2 separate regions of the Homo sapiens genome follow, and region 2 is linked to region 1. The links are chromatin loops, found by intact Hi-C in ENCODE. Cell type or tissue: CD14-positive monocyte. All regions are shown on one strand.

The links. Hi-C counts contacts between places; a loop is a spot of excess contacts. Peaks named below come from ENCODE experiments on the same cell type or tissue, not always from the same donor. Only the 100,000 strongest peaks of a DNase experiment are listed, where the experiment ranks them.
Region 2: it touches region 1 in a loop (6-fold over the local background); 13 of 110 quality-filtered maps call a loop at or near these places.

The regions. Positions count from the first base shown.
Region 1 is chr3:40,224,830-40,232,829 of GRCh38, forward strand. All of the region lies in intron 11 of MYRIP (myosin VIIA and Rab interacting protein), which reads left to right. All of the region lies in intron 2 of EIF1B-AS1 (EIF1B antisense RNA 1), which reads right to left. Among named protein-coding and RNA genes, the nearest start is that of EIF1B-AS1, 81 kb to the right of the region's middle. RefSeq lists an enhancer at 4,803-4,882. In CD14-positive monocyte, no CTCF peak of the experiment used is centred here; DNase peaks (open chromatin) are centred at 4,752 and 5,312; H3K4me3 peaks cover 763 bases; H3K27ac peaks cover 1,995 bases.
Region 2 is chr3:40,295,997-40,303,996 of GRCh38, forward strand. EIF1B-AS1 (EIF1B antisense RNA 1) reads right to left here. Exons shown (of 3, transcript NR_033965.1): 2 at 5,241-5,400. Among named protein-coding and RNA genes, the nearest start is that of EIF1B-AS1, 9.7 kb to the right of the region's middle. RefSeq lists an enhancer at 4,729-5,928. In CD14-positive monocyte, no CTCF peak of the experiment used is centred here; a DNase peak (open chromatin) is centred at 4,055; H3K4me3 peaks cover 1,514 bases; H3K27ac peaks cover 1,520 bases.

The sequences.
Region 1 (8,000 bases):
TAAGTTCATGTTCCAATTTCTTTCCACAGTTCTGTGCCACCCTCTTGCATCAAGTCACTCTTCAGGGACATGAGTCTGTTCATGGAGAATGTATTTTGACGGGTTTTAGCGGCATTGCTGGAGTGCCTTATGTTTCATGAGAACTGAAATATATTAGCATTGAATTTTTCTAGCAGATTTCTGTCAAATATTTAGAAGGACATATGGAGTTTCTTTCCTACCATTGAAAAGGAGAAAAATACATGAAATCAAGGCATTTGGACAAACTTTCTTGCTTGCTCTGGTAGTTTGATGGAAGCATTTCTTAAAGCCAAGACAGCATCTGTAATACGACACAGAGGAGTGATGAGCGGACTGGGAGTCTGGATTCCACTTGGAACAGGTTTTCTTATAGAGCACATCCTTTCTCGCTTGTGGTCATTGGCAGCTCAGTTCTAGGTGGGCTCTGGAAGCCTTAGAATGGGCACTTGTGCTGGACAGATCTCCAGCTCTGTGGTGTGGCTTGGTCTTTGGCTTTCCAAATCAATGCACTTATTCTAGTTGGTGTCAGTTGGTAGAGGCTGCAGAATGACCTGAGGACTCCCTGTCGTTAGACTCCTCTCTTCCTGATCTGTTGTTCACTGGTCTGATTGTGCACTCAGATTCTGTTTCACCATCACTTCCCACAGTCCACTGGGTCCAGGGAATTATGCACATGGAAGAAGTGCTGGTGTGACAAGTGCGGAGGAGCATGGGTTTGGGAAACCACCATCTGGTCTCAAGTCCTAGCTCCACATCTTCTTCACTGAGCCACAGTTTTCTTGTCTCTAAAGATGGGATTAAAATATCAACCATGTCAGGTTGCTGTCATGGTTGAATAAAATAATGAGAAGCCTAGAATCAACCTGGCACAGGATGGACCCACATTAACTATGAGGTGCTTCCCTCCTTGCTTCTTCTCTTCCCTCCCCAAAGAGTCTCTCGCGAACAACATTCAGCACGGGGAGAAGCCATGGCCACATATTTATTTTATGCAACTTGAACTGCTAAAAGGTCTTTCACCTCTCCCTGTAATTTCTCTTTTCACCCCTTTGTGCTCAAACATGTCTTTAGATGACCCCTGTTAACGTTTCCTGTTACCTGGATGTCCACTGTCCCTAATAGTTCCCCCTAAGGAACATTTGTAAGTCACAGGGCTGAAAGGAGGACTGGAGGGCCCCATACTGTCACCAACTTCTTGATTGTACTGCAGCCAATTATGAAGATCGTATGTAGCCCTTCAGCCCTCCCCTCAGGAAACTTGACACCAAAAATAATGAATTTAAAAGAAAAACTGAACAAATGACTCAGGTGCTATTCCACTTGGGCATTTGATAGTCACCGACTTTCATGATGCATGAGAAAAGGAGCTCTGAAATGTTATATTTTTCTTTATTTCAATAACCTAGTGAACCCTTCCTTCTCTCCTGGTATTTAAATCTTTAATGCATCAATTTCTTCCAGATCACCCAGCTGGAAAGCACAGCAGCACCTTGCCAGCTCCCTCTTCTTCACTGCAGCCACCATGTTCTCTCAGCTGTTTCCAGAATATTGCACCTTATATGCTTTTATCCCTACTATGGCTGCCCCACCTCAGGTCCTTGCGACCTTTGATTGGAGCTGCAGTTACTCTTTCCTACACTTACTTTCTGCCTCCAGTTCTCCCCAGCCCTCAATCTGTTCATGTGGCAGTCAGAATTACCTTTCTGAAGCACAGGTCTCTCCTGCCAGCATGTTAAAAGCCTGGGCTTTAAAACCAGGCAGACCCTAATACAAATCCCGGCTTCTTCAAGGAAAACCTTGTCACCTCTCTTAAGCCTCAGTTCCTCATCTATCAGTTGGAGTGATCACAGTATCTGCGTCCTAGGGTGGTGAGGAGGGTGAAATGAGGCAAGGCAAATGATGCACTTATCCCAGAGCCTAGCACACAGTGAGCACTCAGTGAGTTACTGTTAACAGCAGCAGCAAGAACCTGCAGTGGCACCTCGTTGCCAGCAGTACAAACCCCAGACTCCTGAGGCTGGCATTCGGGGCACTGTAAGACCTCCCCTCTGCCTCCCTTTTCCTACCTGTCTCCCACAGCCTGCCCTGGGCTGCAGTGCCATTGACTCAGCAGCTTTCTTGTGCTTCCAAACCTTACCCCAAAGTAAAATGCTAGCAGCACCCGGTTGTTCTCTCTGTAGGTCCGCAGCCTGTTGCTCACAGTGCAGGACAGATCTTACCTTCTGCTACCTGCTGTTGTCTCCTGACTGCTTCCCCCTCTGCTCTCTGAGGGTAGGGACCATGGATTACTTGTTTCTGCATCCCCTGCAGGGCCCAATGCAGTGCCTTGGCATAGAGTGGATGCTTCCAGAAGGAATTAAATTAGTGATGGGAGGGAATCATTGATGATGTTTGAGGGCCTGGTTTTTTCAGGGTCCCCTCGAGGCTATGACATACCTTGTTTTCATTGCATATCAGTGTGTATGGTTTGGTCTGCTCCCAGTAAAGGGAAAACAACAGAATGAAAAACCGGGAAACAACAGAATAATGGAAATGTACTCTCTCTCTCTCTCTCTCCCTCTATGTGTGTGTGTGTGCCAGTGTAGGTTGCTTACTCTGATTTCTTGGACTATCCTGTATTCTGATATTATTACTCCCTTTTTGGTGGTATGATCCCATCTTTATGAAATTGTAGTGGCAGGCAATAATAGATTATAGAGGCTTTTTTCTTTTTAAAATATTATTATTTGGCAAAAGAAAAAACAAGAAACAAAGAGCAGCAAAGTTTAACCTTTTGGAATAATGGTAAAAGGCACTCTTTGAAATACGAAATAGTTAAAGAAAAATGTTTCAAGACTGCAGTACATAATGAGAGGCAGCTAAACCACCAGGCACTCACCAGCATTGTGCCCATCTCCAGCCAGGAAGTGTGCCTGCAGAGCAGGTGGGAGGTGCTTGAGGAGAGGCGCACAACTCTGGACCCAGACACTGGGTGGACACCTGACACATGCCTTCTAATTTAATCTTCTTGAAAGCTTCTTGAGCTAGATGATGTTATATCCATTTTACAATGGAGGTGCAGAGGGGTTAAGTATTTGCCCAAAGTCACACAGACAATGTAAGCTGAATTTCCCTGGCCTTATGGGCCTGTATGTGCAAATAAGGAGGTTTCATTAGGATCAGTCCACAGTAGGAGACCACAGCACCCCCAATTGTCTCCCTCTGTTATTTTGGGGAGTCTTGGAGGAGGGATCTGCCATGTATTCATGAACAGCCCTCTTGGAGGTGCCCACTCAGGGCCCCCATGGATATCTAGAGCTGACAGAGCCCTGAGGGACAGGCCTCACCAGGCCGCAGCTGTCCCCTTTTCACAGAGGGGCTCCAGATCAGCAAGACAAGGGCCACTGTGTGGCTTTGCTGGGACCAGGCACTTGTGCATTTATGGGCCCTTTCCTCCATAAAACATATTTAAAAATAATATTTTACAACTGTATTGGCATAAATATACTAAGATTATATATTAAAACATGTTCCTGGTGCAAAGATTCATTTTTTTCTTATAATTTTAAAAGAAATTAAAATATTTTCATGGGCCCCTAAAGGAATGATGGGCCCTAGGCCAGGTGCCTGCTATCCCTAAAGGGTAAGGAGGCCCTTCACAAGACCCTAAAGTGGCAGTCCCCTCGCCACTGCCCCTGTTTCTTGGCTGACCATGAACCTGGATTATACTGTACGCTTCCCTATCTCTCTAAAGTGTGAGTACCAGTGTCCCTTCAGCTTCTGCCTGTTTTGCCTTTTTGCTCTTGTTCTTGTTATAGGTGTTGGAACAGCCCCTGAGGTGGAGACAGGAAAATCTCTCTTCTGCTCCAGGCACATGTACACATCCTTTTATCCTCAAAGCCTTTCTGCCCACCTTATATTATATCAAGACTTATATCACACACAGGTCAGCTCATCACACACAGCCAGAAGCTGACTCTCTGAACCCAGCTAAGACAGACACACAGACACACATGCTCCAGGGTCAAGCTGGGGCTGGAATCCCCGCTCTTTAATTCCAAAGTGGTCTCTCTCCACGAAGCCAGACATCCGATTATTAGAGCACACTCTTGCTGCTCACACATTCACAAGAGTAAGATATTCTGGTAAAGAGCATTCCTGATTATTCCAGCTTGAAATGAATTTGCAATTTTCTGTGCAACACAAAGCTTAGAAATGAATGATGACACTGGGAAAATCTCAGGAGAATTTACAAAGATTGCTAACGAGCAGATATAGCTACTGTTTAGAATGAAAATATTTTCTCCTTTAGAATTCTACAGGCTCAGCTCTCCCCTGGCAACACCTTGCATTCTCCATGTCTTTGAAAAACAGTTGATAGGGAAGAGTACATAGAGTAGAAATTTGTTTATAGCAACACATTTTTATACGGAGAGAAAGCATATAAACACAAGACAGAGAGATTGCTAAGGTAAAGTGTATTTGGGTCCTGAGACAAAAAAATACAAGTCTTACTCTGCCTACAGTCCCTAGAGGAAAAAAACGATAGAGTTGAGATGAATTGCGCAGGGCACGAGTTGGTCATATTCACTGGGACCACTGAAATGGCCACTGAGGCAGGGCTGCAACCTTGGCACGGTAAATGACTGTCGTAAAGGCCTGCTTCAGCACTGTGTCATTTGTGAGTTGGGCTGGGAGCCTGTCTTCACGGAGGTTGACAGTAGTTTCGCTACCTCATTAATGAGCAATTGAGGAAACTCCATCTCAGGCTGAGAGGAGTCAGATCTTACCTTCCTGTTCCTCTGTCCTTGTGGCTCTGTGGTGGGCTTGCAACACCAGTGTGCTTCTCCTCATCTTCTGTGCCCCAAGTGGTGGACTGTTTCAGCTCTGGTGGTTGTGAAGCTGACCTTGTAGATTTGGTGTTCTGCATGGGGCTGTGACACAGACTGAACCCTAGAAGTGGACACCTGGGCTCTCAGAGGTGAGCATCAGTCAGCAGGACACCAAGAGCATGGCTGCCTCAGAGCACAGATACACATCCTGTGGTGGGTTAACAGCTCAAAGTTCAACACATGCTACCTGCACTAAGGCATATTGGCATACACTTGGCATTTTAAAAAAAGAGAATTTTGCATGTATCTGGCACCTAATAAATGTGTTATTTAATTTGTATTTCTTTGCTCACTAGAAGGTTGTGTTACATGGGTTTACCAGCCATTTTCATTCCATCATCTGGGTCCCTTAGCTGCAAGTGTCTTGAGACTCACCTTCCTGTTCTGCAAAGCCTCCTATTGTGTCAGCTGACTCTCTCCATGCTTTCACTTCTCCCTCATTTGCTACCATAAAACCCATATTTGATTTCCCTTATGATTAATATCTGGAGAAAGTCAGCTACCACAATGGCATGCTCTGTCTGGGCTCTCAACTCGTGCTTTGTGCCATTCAGCTCATCCCTCTGGGGCTGTAAGCAATAGAAATAGGTAGGATCCTTTAGCTTTTCATTTCTCCCACATACAGGGCTCCCTGTCAGCCACCTCTGAATCTCCACCAGTTTTTCATCTGATCAAACCCCCATCCAGTGCTAAATATAAGTTTTTTAACATAGTTGTAGGAGGTGCTTTTCACTTTTCTCTAGACTGGACAGGGAACAGGACATTTACATTACAAGTCAGTGTTAGCCCTGTAGGAAAGCTGATCTTTCACTGACCAGTGAGCACAGTAAGGAACAGGGAGGTTAAGTGCCCTGCCCCTGTCATATAGCTATTGAAATCCAAGTTATCTCAACTTCCAGTAGGTGCATGGTCCACACCCACCCTCAGGTGCAAGCAAACAGCCCATTCCTAAGGAACAGACAAGAAACACTTGATTCCCTACAGGTGGGAAATTGCTGTGGATTCCAGTTTGCCTTTCCCAGTGGAAAGCAAAATGGGGACATCAACCAATGAAGAGATCTTGTCCAGTTTTCATATAATTTTTGTTCAGTCACTTCTTCTTTTTTTTTTTTTTGTTTTTTTTAGGCGGAATTTCGCTCTTGTTGCCCAGGCTGGAGTGCAATGGCGGGTCTCAGCTCACTGCAACCTCCACCTCCCAGGTTCAAGCAATTCTGCTGCTGCAGCCTCCCAAGTAGCTGGGATTACAGGTGCCTGCCGCCACACCTGGCTAATTTTTGCATTTTAGTAGAGACAGGGTTTCACTGTGTTGGCCAGGCTGGTCTCAAACTCCTGACCTCAGATGATCCACCCGCCTTGGCCTCCCAAAGTGCTGGGATTACAGGCATGAGCCACCACGCCCAGCCCGTTCAGTCACTTCTGCCAGCTGGAAGCTGGTTCCCTTCTGAAATGGTCCAGGTCTTTAAGCAGACCTCAGGTGTTCCAGGTGAAGCTGTGGCGCTCTCCTCAGACCAGCTGCCTGGGCCTCCTCACTCTGACTTAAGGGAAGATGCAAATGCCTTCAGGGGCCAAGACAGTAAGTCAACGTGACAAGTGGACGGGGTAGGGCCAAAGGCATGCGTGAGGGCAGGAACTACATCCCTCTTGTTCACTGCTTTATCCCAGCACCTGGAACAGAGCTGGCACACCATAGGTTCCCAATAAAAATGTAGAATGAACCGTGGGGAATGTAGAGAACTGGGAAGTGCATATCTCACAGGAGGTATTCCAGGCCAAAAACCATGGGTAATATTTGCCTTTGAGCTTGCAACTCTCATGACTGAATAAACAAGGCTGTTTATAGATGGAATAAAACAATGATGGTCAAACAGTATTGATGGCCAACTTACCCTTTTGATTGTATGTTCAGTTGGAGTCAGAATACAGATCACTCTTTCTGTTTAAGCATCTCTTAAGTCCTTTCCATTAATACCTTGGACCTTTAATGCACTGTGCTGTTTGGAAATTTGTGTAAATTTTTACTTTCCCTTCCCTCATGCTATGGTCTAACTTTTTTTTCTGAATCCCTTGGTCATATATCTTTCTTTTCAAAAGATCTGCAAAGGCACTGTGTCTACCAAATAAGGGGCAATTTTTCTAAACACGTTTTATTCCTAATAAAAGGGTAACAAATCTGCTCTCATGCATACAATGTTGCCCTTTCTAAAACAGACCTAAGAAGTGGTAGCTGGTTCTTGCCAAAATTATTTTGAGCCCAATTTGTCTCCAAAATCTGCCACATCAAGCTACAAGGTCCTGAAAAGTGGGGGACATCCTCTGCACATTTTTCCTAAGGTGAAGAGTTGGCTCTGGCTGTTCTCTTGGACATTGCCCTTATTCTAGTGGGTCTGCATCACCTTCCCTCTATCTCGTTCCCCTGGGACCCCAGATTCTACCTTTTTGGTATGTAGCAAAGCCCCCTGAACCAACAGAAACATGGCTATTGGGTCAGTCAAGCAGCTATTGTGGAACAGACAGGCTAAGGCTAAGGAGGAGCCCTCTGGCACATGTGTCCTCACCCCAGAACGGCTTGACAGGTGTGAGACCATGTGCCTCAGTGTAGAAGCCCAGAGTCAGCTTCTGGACTGCAGACTCAGCCACTAATTTGTCATTTAGCCCCTTTGCTTCTCTAGTGAAGTGGGAGGGCCATCGGAAACCTTCTCTAGTGAGACAAAACCTAAAATAGAATTCACTCGGAGGAACACATTTTGCAAAATCAAGTCATAGCTATCATTAATATTTTGGTCAAGATTATATGGGTCAGATAGGTACCTTGGGAAGGCATATCTTACCAAACATTTTACTGGTCACACGAAATATGCCTGTGAGCAGTATTCAACTTCTAATTTACAAATGATGTGATGAGATAAACAAAATTGTTTGCAGATGGAAACCATGACTGCCAAGCAACAGTGATCTCCAGCTTATTGCATGATGCTATATGTTCAGATGAACTCAAAAATGCAGATAATTCTTTGGGGTTGTTGTGCCTCTGCTTCATTAATGACATTGGCCCAAATCCGGGTTGATTGTAATTTTGAGCCATGAACATAAAAGCTGGAAGTGACCTGT
Region 2 (8,000 bases), 71 kb after region 1:
AGCTGTGAAACGTAGTATAGTCTTTTAGCTGGGCACACTGCAGCCCAGAATAAAATCAGGATTCTGTTTTACTACGAAAAAAGGAGAGAATGGATATTAGCTGGCAACCCACAATCTCCACCACAAACCAATTACAGCAAATCATATAGCAAAGCAACAAAGAATGGCAACTACATGATTTATTATTTATGCTGAACTAACCCAAGTCAGAAGATCAACCAAAAATTCTGCAGCACTAGATCTTTCTTGAGAAAAAAGGTATAATTTAACTTTTTAAAATAAAATGCAAATTATGTCCTTGGTGACTTCACCCTTTGACTTGGCACAAACTCTTCCCAAAATGTCCCCTAAGGTGGAACAATCTAGATCACATTTGGCTCCACCTTTACTATTTTCTTAATTTATTGATAGTTTCTCTCATCATAATTCCATTACATAAGGAGGGAATCCCACAACCTCAGTAATCAGAAGTGAATTCTCTATAAATCAGCCTTGATGAAAAAGAAAATAAGCTAGAAGGCTGGGCTCAGTGACTCACACCTGTAATCCCAGCACTTTGGGAGGTTAAAGCAGGAGGATCGCTTGAGGCCAGAGTTTGAGACCAGCTTGGGTAACATAGTGAGATCCCATCTCTAAAGAAAAAGGCAACCAGGCATAGTGGCACACACCTGTAGTTCTAGCTGCTCGGGAAGCTGAGGTGGAAGGATCACTTGAACCCAGGAGTTCAAGGTTACAGTGAGCTATTATTGCACCACTGCACTCCAGCCTGGGTGGCAGAGTGAGACCCTATCTCTAAATATATATATGTATATACACACATATATATACAAGCTAGTAATTCAGATTTTTCTTAAAACAGAAATCTGGACTTTTATATGATAAAATGACAGCTAATTTGCTTTTTAAAAAAAACAATGTGTGAGCCTCTATTTGACCAAGACCTAAACTCTGCTTGGTTAAGTGTCCACTATACTCTTGACGTTCCTCACTTTTGTTGTCATAGGGATGCAGTTCTTTCCACAGAAAATCTTGCCTGCCTTTTTCTCCCTGTTCTTTCTTCCCTTTTTTCTCCCTTTTCTTTCCATTTCTCTTCTTTCATCTATCTTTACCAAGATAATTTTCCTTCTAATGACCTTGTTACCCATTCCTTCTTCTACACACTTCTTTCCTGAAATGCTCCTCTGATCAATACTTCCCTTTCAACATCCAGTTTTATTATCCAACTATAGATTCTCTTCCAAAGTCAGTCTTACATTCTAAAATCCATTTATTTCTTTTCTTCCTCCCTTAACTCTCAAGAAACTCTGAGCTAAACAAAATGCACAAAAGCATCTATAATGCCTTCTCTAAGTCTACAGCACGAGGCTACAAACCAAATGCCATCAGCAGTTAGTCAGGCAATATTCTTGACAATCGACAGTGACAACTGCAATGACAATTGATACGTAGCTTCCTTGTAGAAGAACCAATAGGACATAGTAGTTATTGTGACAAATTCAAGAACCCATCCCTTATCTAAGGTAGAGCAATTGCTACCAGCTCTTCTTAATTTTTTAAATATAAGCTGGAAAGTCCGGTTTTTTTCTTAAAAGAAGAAATAAATCGGAATTTTCATATGAAATATACAACTAATTTACCTTCTAAATACAATGGGTAGACCTATATTTTCAACCTTTGATCTATAGCACATATTGAATTACTCTCTAATCGATTCAAACATACATACCTCATCACAAAACCTGGAAGAGTGCTAAGCACATTGTAGGCCCTCAATAAAAGTTGATTGATGTTGTAACTGAGTCAATGGACTTATTCATACTCTTCACTTAGGGAGGAATTTCTGGACTGTTTCAGTGCTTGGGTAAGGTTAAGAAATATTACCTTGACTATGATGAAAATAAGGGAGATACAATCACTTTTTTCTTCCTAACCAGTGGTTTTATACTTCATTTGTTATCACCTAAACCCTATGATTATGATAAATTAGCTTTAGTATGCTGCACACAAGCTTTAGTGATTTCTTTATTCATGAGTGACTATAGGCCTTTAATTAATAACCACCGAAACTGTATTTTACTGGTCCATGTCTTACATGTCACCAATTGGCCAGACTTATTCACTCTTTCCCTGCGAAAACACCACTAAATGTAATGACTCGAATGGTAGGCTTAACCTCCATGACAGAATTATAACATGAGAAAAAAAAAAACATGAAATTTGGAGGCAGACAAACCTGAGTTCAAATCCTAGCTATGACACTTGTTGTATATTCTTAAGCAAGTAATAAACTTCTTGGGGGTCTCATTTTTCTCATCTGTAAAATGGGACAATAAACTCCACTTACAAAGTTGTTATGAAGAGTATGAAGAGTAAATAAATAATATAAAATGCTTGGCAGTTTTCCTGGCCCACAGTGGAGAATACAAAATATTAGTAGCAACTCCCTTTGCTTACTCACTGTGTATCTCAGTTCAGAATGTTTTCTCTTTTTAGCTATAAAGTGGGTCAACTCATATTTACCTAGTATTCATAGTATTTTAACTTCCTATATAGTACTTGGAAACACTAAGAAAATTTGCCAGGTTTCAATTATAAAAGTGAGTAGATGGGCAAACTAATTTAACAAAAACACAATTACACAATTTACAGGTTGGTTCATTTCCTAGCCATAAAACAATCCAAAGATTCCTTGCTATAAAACAACACTAATACACATTTCTAAAAGTGTTCTGAAGTGAAGGTTTTTAGTACAATAACAAATTTACACCACCGGTAGATAAAAAATTTGTGCATGTGTGTGTGCACATGGACACACACACACACACACACCACTGGTGGATAAAGGGTCATCACTCTAAAAAAGTTAATTTTTTTCCTAAGTATCAGATATATTCATAATTCAAGGTTTAATTTCATGATAGATGCCAAAGAGAAATTTATTCTTACATTCAAAATACATGTATTGAAACTTTGCTTTCAACTTAGATGAAGTAACAAGGACTGAATTTACTCTTCCACCTAAAACAACCAAATCACAGGACAAAATATAAGAAACAACAGTTTTTCAAAACACTCCACATCAAACAAAGGACAGTGATTCCTGAGGGATGGGAAACAAATAAGGTGAGCCCTGCAATTGGCCCATCTTTCTGCCTTGAAAGAGTGTCCCAGGCCGGAGCACAGAAAAGGTGTCTTAGTCTGTTTTGTGTTACTATAACAGAATACCACAAACTGGGTAATTTATTTTATAAAGGAACTCATTTCTCACAGTTCTGGATGCTGGCAAGTCCACAGTGAAGGGCTTGCATATGGTGAAGACTTTTTTGCTGCATCATCCCACAGTAGAAGGCAGAAGGGCAGGACAGAATGCATACGGACTTTTTAACGATAAATTCTGTCTTTAAATCGTCTCTTTCCTGTCTTATTTTACTGTAAGAAGTTAAAAGTAGCCATGCACAGCATGGAGGACTTGCTGTTTAGATATTTCTTTCACCAGATATCCTAGTCCATCACTCTTAACTTTCACCCTTCATAAAGCCTCTGGGCACGGACACTGTTCAGCCCAGTTATTTGCTACTTTATAACAAGGGTGGCCTTTGCTCTAGTTTCCAATACCTTGTTCTTCAGTTCCATCTGAAACCTCATCAGAATGGCCTTTACTGTCCATATTTCTTTCATTATGCTGGTCACAACCACCTAAATAATCTCTAATAAGTTCCAGACTTTCTCTCGTCTTCTCTGTTTTTGAGCCCTCACCAGGATTGCCCTTAATGCACCATTCACAGCAATCCAAGCTTTTTCTACCTTGCTACACCAAATTCTTCCAGCCTCTATCCATTATCCAGTTCCTAAGCCACTTCCACATTTGTGGGTATTTCTCATAGCAACAGCCCTACTTCTCAGTACCAATTTTCTGTCTTAGTCCATATTATGTTGCTATAACTGAATACCACAGATTAAGCAATTTCTAAAGAAAAGAAATTCATTTCTCACAGTTCCGGAAACTGGGAAGTCCAAGGTCAAGAAGAGTGCATCTGGTGAGGGCCTTCTTGCTGAGTCATTCCATGGCAGAAAGCAGAAGAGCAAGAGAGCACACAGGGGAAGGGAGCAAAACTCATCCTTTTATCAGGAACTTGCTCCTGCAATAACTAACCCACTCCCATAACAACAACATTAATTCTTTCATGAGGGCAGAGCTAATGCCCTAATCATGACCTAATCATCCTCATGACCTAATCATCCCTTGAAAGTCCCAACTCTCAATATTGTTACATTGGAGATTAAGCTTCTAACACACAAACTTTAGGGAACACGTTCTAGTCACAGCAGAGAGGGAACACAGGCAGACCCCCAGCAGACTCCATAAGTAGAAAAAGTGGAGTGCAAAAATATTAGGGCAGCTAGAGTTTGCAAGCAGAATATTAGAGAGGAGAGGGCTTCACAGAGAGGGAACGCTGGAAAGTTCTTTAGTCCTCCCCATGTATTCAGCAGAATACTAATGTAAGGAATTGTAAGGAAACTGTGAAGCCTAGGAAATAAACACCTAAAAGACGAAGGGGAATCAGTATGCAATATGCACACAGTCTGGGAATAGTACCTCTGTATACCTCACACTGGTCCTGCTTCTCTAGTCGAACACATACATACATATATAAAGAAACTTGTTACAGGGAATTGGCTTATGTGGTTATTAGAGTTGGTTAAGCAGCTTCTGTAAGGCTGTGTCTCTGCATCTGATATAGAGTCCATAGGGAAAGCAGTCAGTAAGGGAATGTCAGGAAAAGACTATCACAAGCAAGCTGAAACCCTGTAATCGTGAGCTAGTACTCCATGAGGATAGACTGAAATCCATGTCTTTTTTTGTTGCCTCTGACCTTAGTGGAATGGTAATTTTTTTTTTCTTTTTTCTTTTTTTTGTTTTTTTGAGACAGGCTCTGGTTCTGTCAACCAGGCTAGAGCACAGTGGCACTTATCTCGGCTCAGTGCAACCTCCACCTCCCAGACTCAAGACATCCTCCCACCTCAGCCTCCTGAGTAGCTGGGAATAGTGGCTCATGCCACCATGCCTGGATAATTTTTTGTATTTTTTATAGATCGGGGTTTCACCATGTTGCCCATCCTGGTATCAAACTCCTGAGCTCAAGTGGTCTGCCTGCCACAGCCTCCCAAAGTGCTGAGATTACAGGTGTGAGCCACCACGCCTGGCCAGGGCTCTTTTTTATGGAACTAAAAACACATACCTGGCTCATGAGTAAGGAAAAGGTGAAGAAAAATCCAGGGAAGATAGCGCAGTTGTAGGCTCAGACACTGGTCATGTCATTGAGGTAAGTCAGCTACAAAAGTGCTTCTTTCCTTCCGGTTTCCAAATCATGAAAGATTAGTTCTTGTGATCCACCCAATCTGTAAATACACAAGAAAGGAAAGTCTGTGAAATGTAGTTCAGCCTAGCCAAGTTTTTATATTATAAAGCCATCATATAGAGAGAGAAAAAAGAAAAAAAATAAGAGTATCAGTGAACTATGAACAACTTTAATTAGCCTTAAATATGTGCAACTGGAGTTTCCAAAGTAGAGGAGAGAAGAGTGGGACAGAAAAATTCTAAGGAATAATGGAGAAAAATTTTTAAAATTTGATGAAAATTATAACTGAGATCCTAGAAGCTTAATGACCCTTAAACACAGGAAACATAAAATCTCTACACCAAGGCACATAATAATCAAATTGCTCAAATTGTTCAAAACTAGTGATAAAGGCAAAAATCTTAAAAGCAGTCAGAGAAAAAAAAAATTTTACATACAAGGGACCAAAGATACAATGACAGCAGATTTCTCATTGTTTACAGACAATGTAAATAAGAAGACAGTGGAGCCACAACTTTAAAGTTCTGAGAGGAAAAAAAAAATAGGCCAGGCATGAATAGTGCAAGCCTGTAATCCTAACACTTTGGGAGTCCAACAGGGAAGGATCACTTGAGCCTGGAGTTTGAGAGCAGCCTGGGCAACCAACCTAGCAAGCCCCGTCTCTATTAGAAAACAACAACAACAATTGTCAACATAGAATCCTATACCCAACAAAACCAGTCTTTCAAAAATGAAGGTTAAATAAAAATATTTCAGACATGCAAAAACTTTAAGAATTCATCACCTTCAGACCCACACTACAAAAAATAACAAAGGAAGTTCTGCCAGCAGAAAGAAAATAACACCAGATAAAAAATATGGATCTACACAAAAAATGAAAAGCACTAGAAATGGTAACTTTTTGGGTAAATTTTTTCCTATTAAACCTCTTAAAAAGATAATTAACCATTTTAAACAAAATAAAAATGATGTAGTACAAAAGTAAAATGTATAACAACACAAAAGGCTGAGAGGAAAGAAGTAGATGTACATGTTTGTCAAGTTCTAATACTGTATGTAAAGTGGTACAAAATATATGTACTAAACACATCCTATGAACAGGCATTTTTGGGCCCTAGTTACAATGATGAAAACAATCTACCCCCTCTCCTTGAGGAATTTACCTCCTCCTGTACTCTCCCAAGAAGCTTAATCAGCTTTTACACTGAGCAGAAAAACTGCGGGGTAAGACCTCTTTTTAAAGTGACCTTCTTTTTAATGTTTCAGTTCTACGCTGGCAATGCATTATGGAGTAAATGACATAAGATGCAGCCACTATTTTAATGTTAAAGAAATATGTGCCTGTAGGTAAGATATATTGTTATATACTACCATTAAAGTTCATTCTATGGTCACAAGAAAGGACTGAAGGTTCCACCTCCAGGTCAACTGAGATTACAATCAACATCTAACCAAAAGTCCCCAATTTCATTCACAATGAAGCTCTACAATTAATAATACTCAAACACATTTTCTAAACTTATTTCAATAAGATTGAAATTACTCCCATTTAAACAGATGTGATTCTAAGAATGTCTATTTTTAGATGGGAGTTGCATAAGTTGCCAGAAATGGATCTGGCAATGTCAAGGTTATGTCTCACTGAAAAACAGACATAATTTAACCTTTGTGGGGGGAAATACGCTATCCTGCATCTACCCTGGAGCAGATGGATATGTAAGCATGGATGTAGGGAGAGAGTGGCAATGGGTGGGCCTTTTTGCTTCAAGCACCCCACCATGCACATACTTGTCCTTTCCTAAGGGGGTAATATATATAAATCTTGTGGCAGCAAAGGGGTTTTATTTCTGTTGTTTATTCTGTATCCACCTTTCCTGGACTATTCCAGTGTAATCAAGTTGCATAAATTGACTGACACCATTCCAAGAAAAATTTTATTGTAATGAACCAAAGTGACTAGGGCTGTAATGAGATTTCACAAGAGTACAGGATCACAGGAAATGAAAAGAGAAACACCATATATATTCTGTAGAAAAATGTATAATGTTCTAGCAACTGCCCCAACCTCACATCAGAATCAGTCACTTCCAAGCATTCTCATTGTACAACTCCTGGAAAAGGTTTTGAACAATAAACTTCATCTTCTGTGCCATACACTTTAGTAAGTGCTTGTGATACATTTTCTGATGCACTCATTACAAAATCCTATAAGGTATAAATTATGATGTCCTTTTCACAGAAGACTGAGGCTTAGAGAGGTAAAGTTTTCACAGCTACTAATGGCTAGACAAGAATATGATGCCAGATCTCACTTTTAAGCCTAGACCCTTACATTCTATACAAAGCATAAATAAGCCATTGGATCCAAGTGTATTCAAATCATACATTGCACCATAAGCCACTACTGCCCCAGAAGTCCACAAGGAAGATAAATTCTCAAGTGTCAGTGGTGAAGGAAAGAAAAATACCACGATTGTAGGTCAAGCTTATGACTGAAACCCCAATGCAGAGCTGTTAGGAAACCTGGGCTGGAACATAAAGCCAAAGATTGGAGGCCTCTGAAGCCAAATCCGTCCCCTAACCCCAACTTAACTCATAGAACCAGCTGGCTCTATGGGAGGTGGGAAACTGAAGAGATGA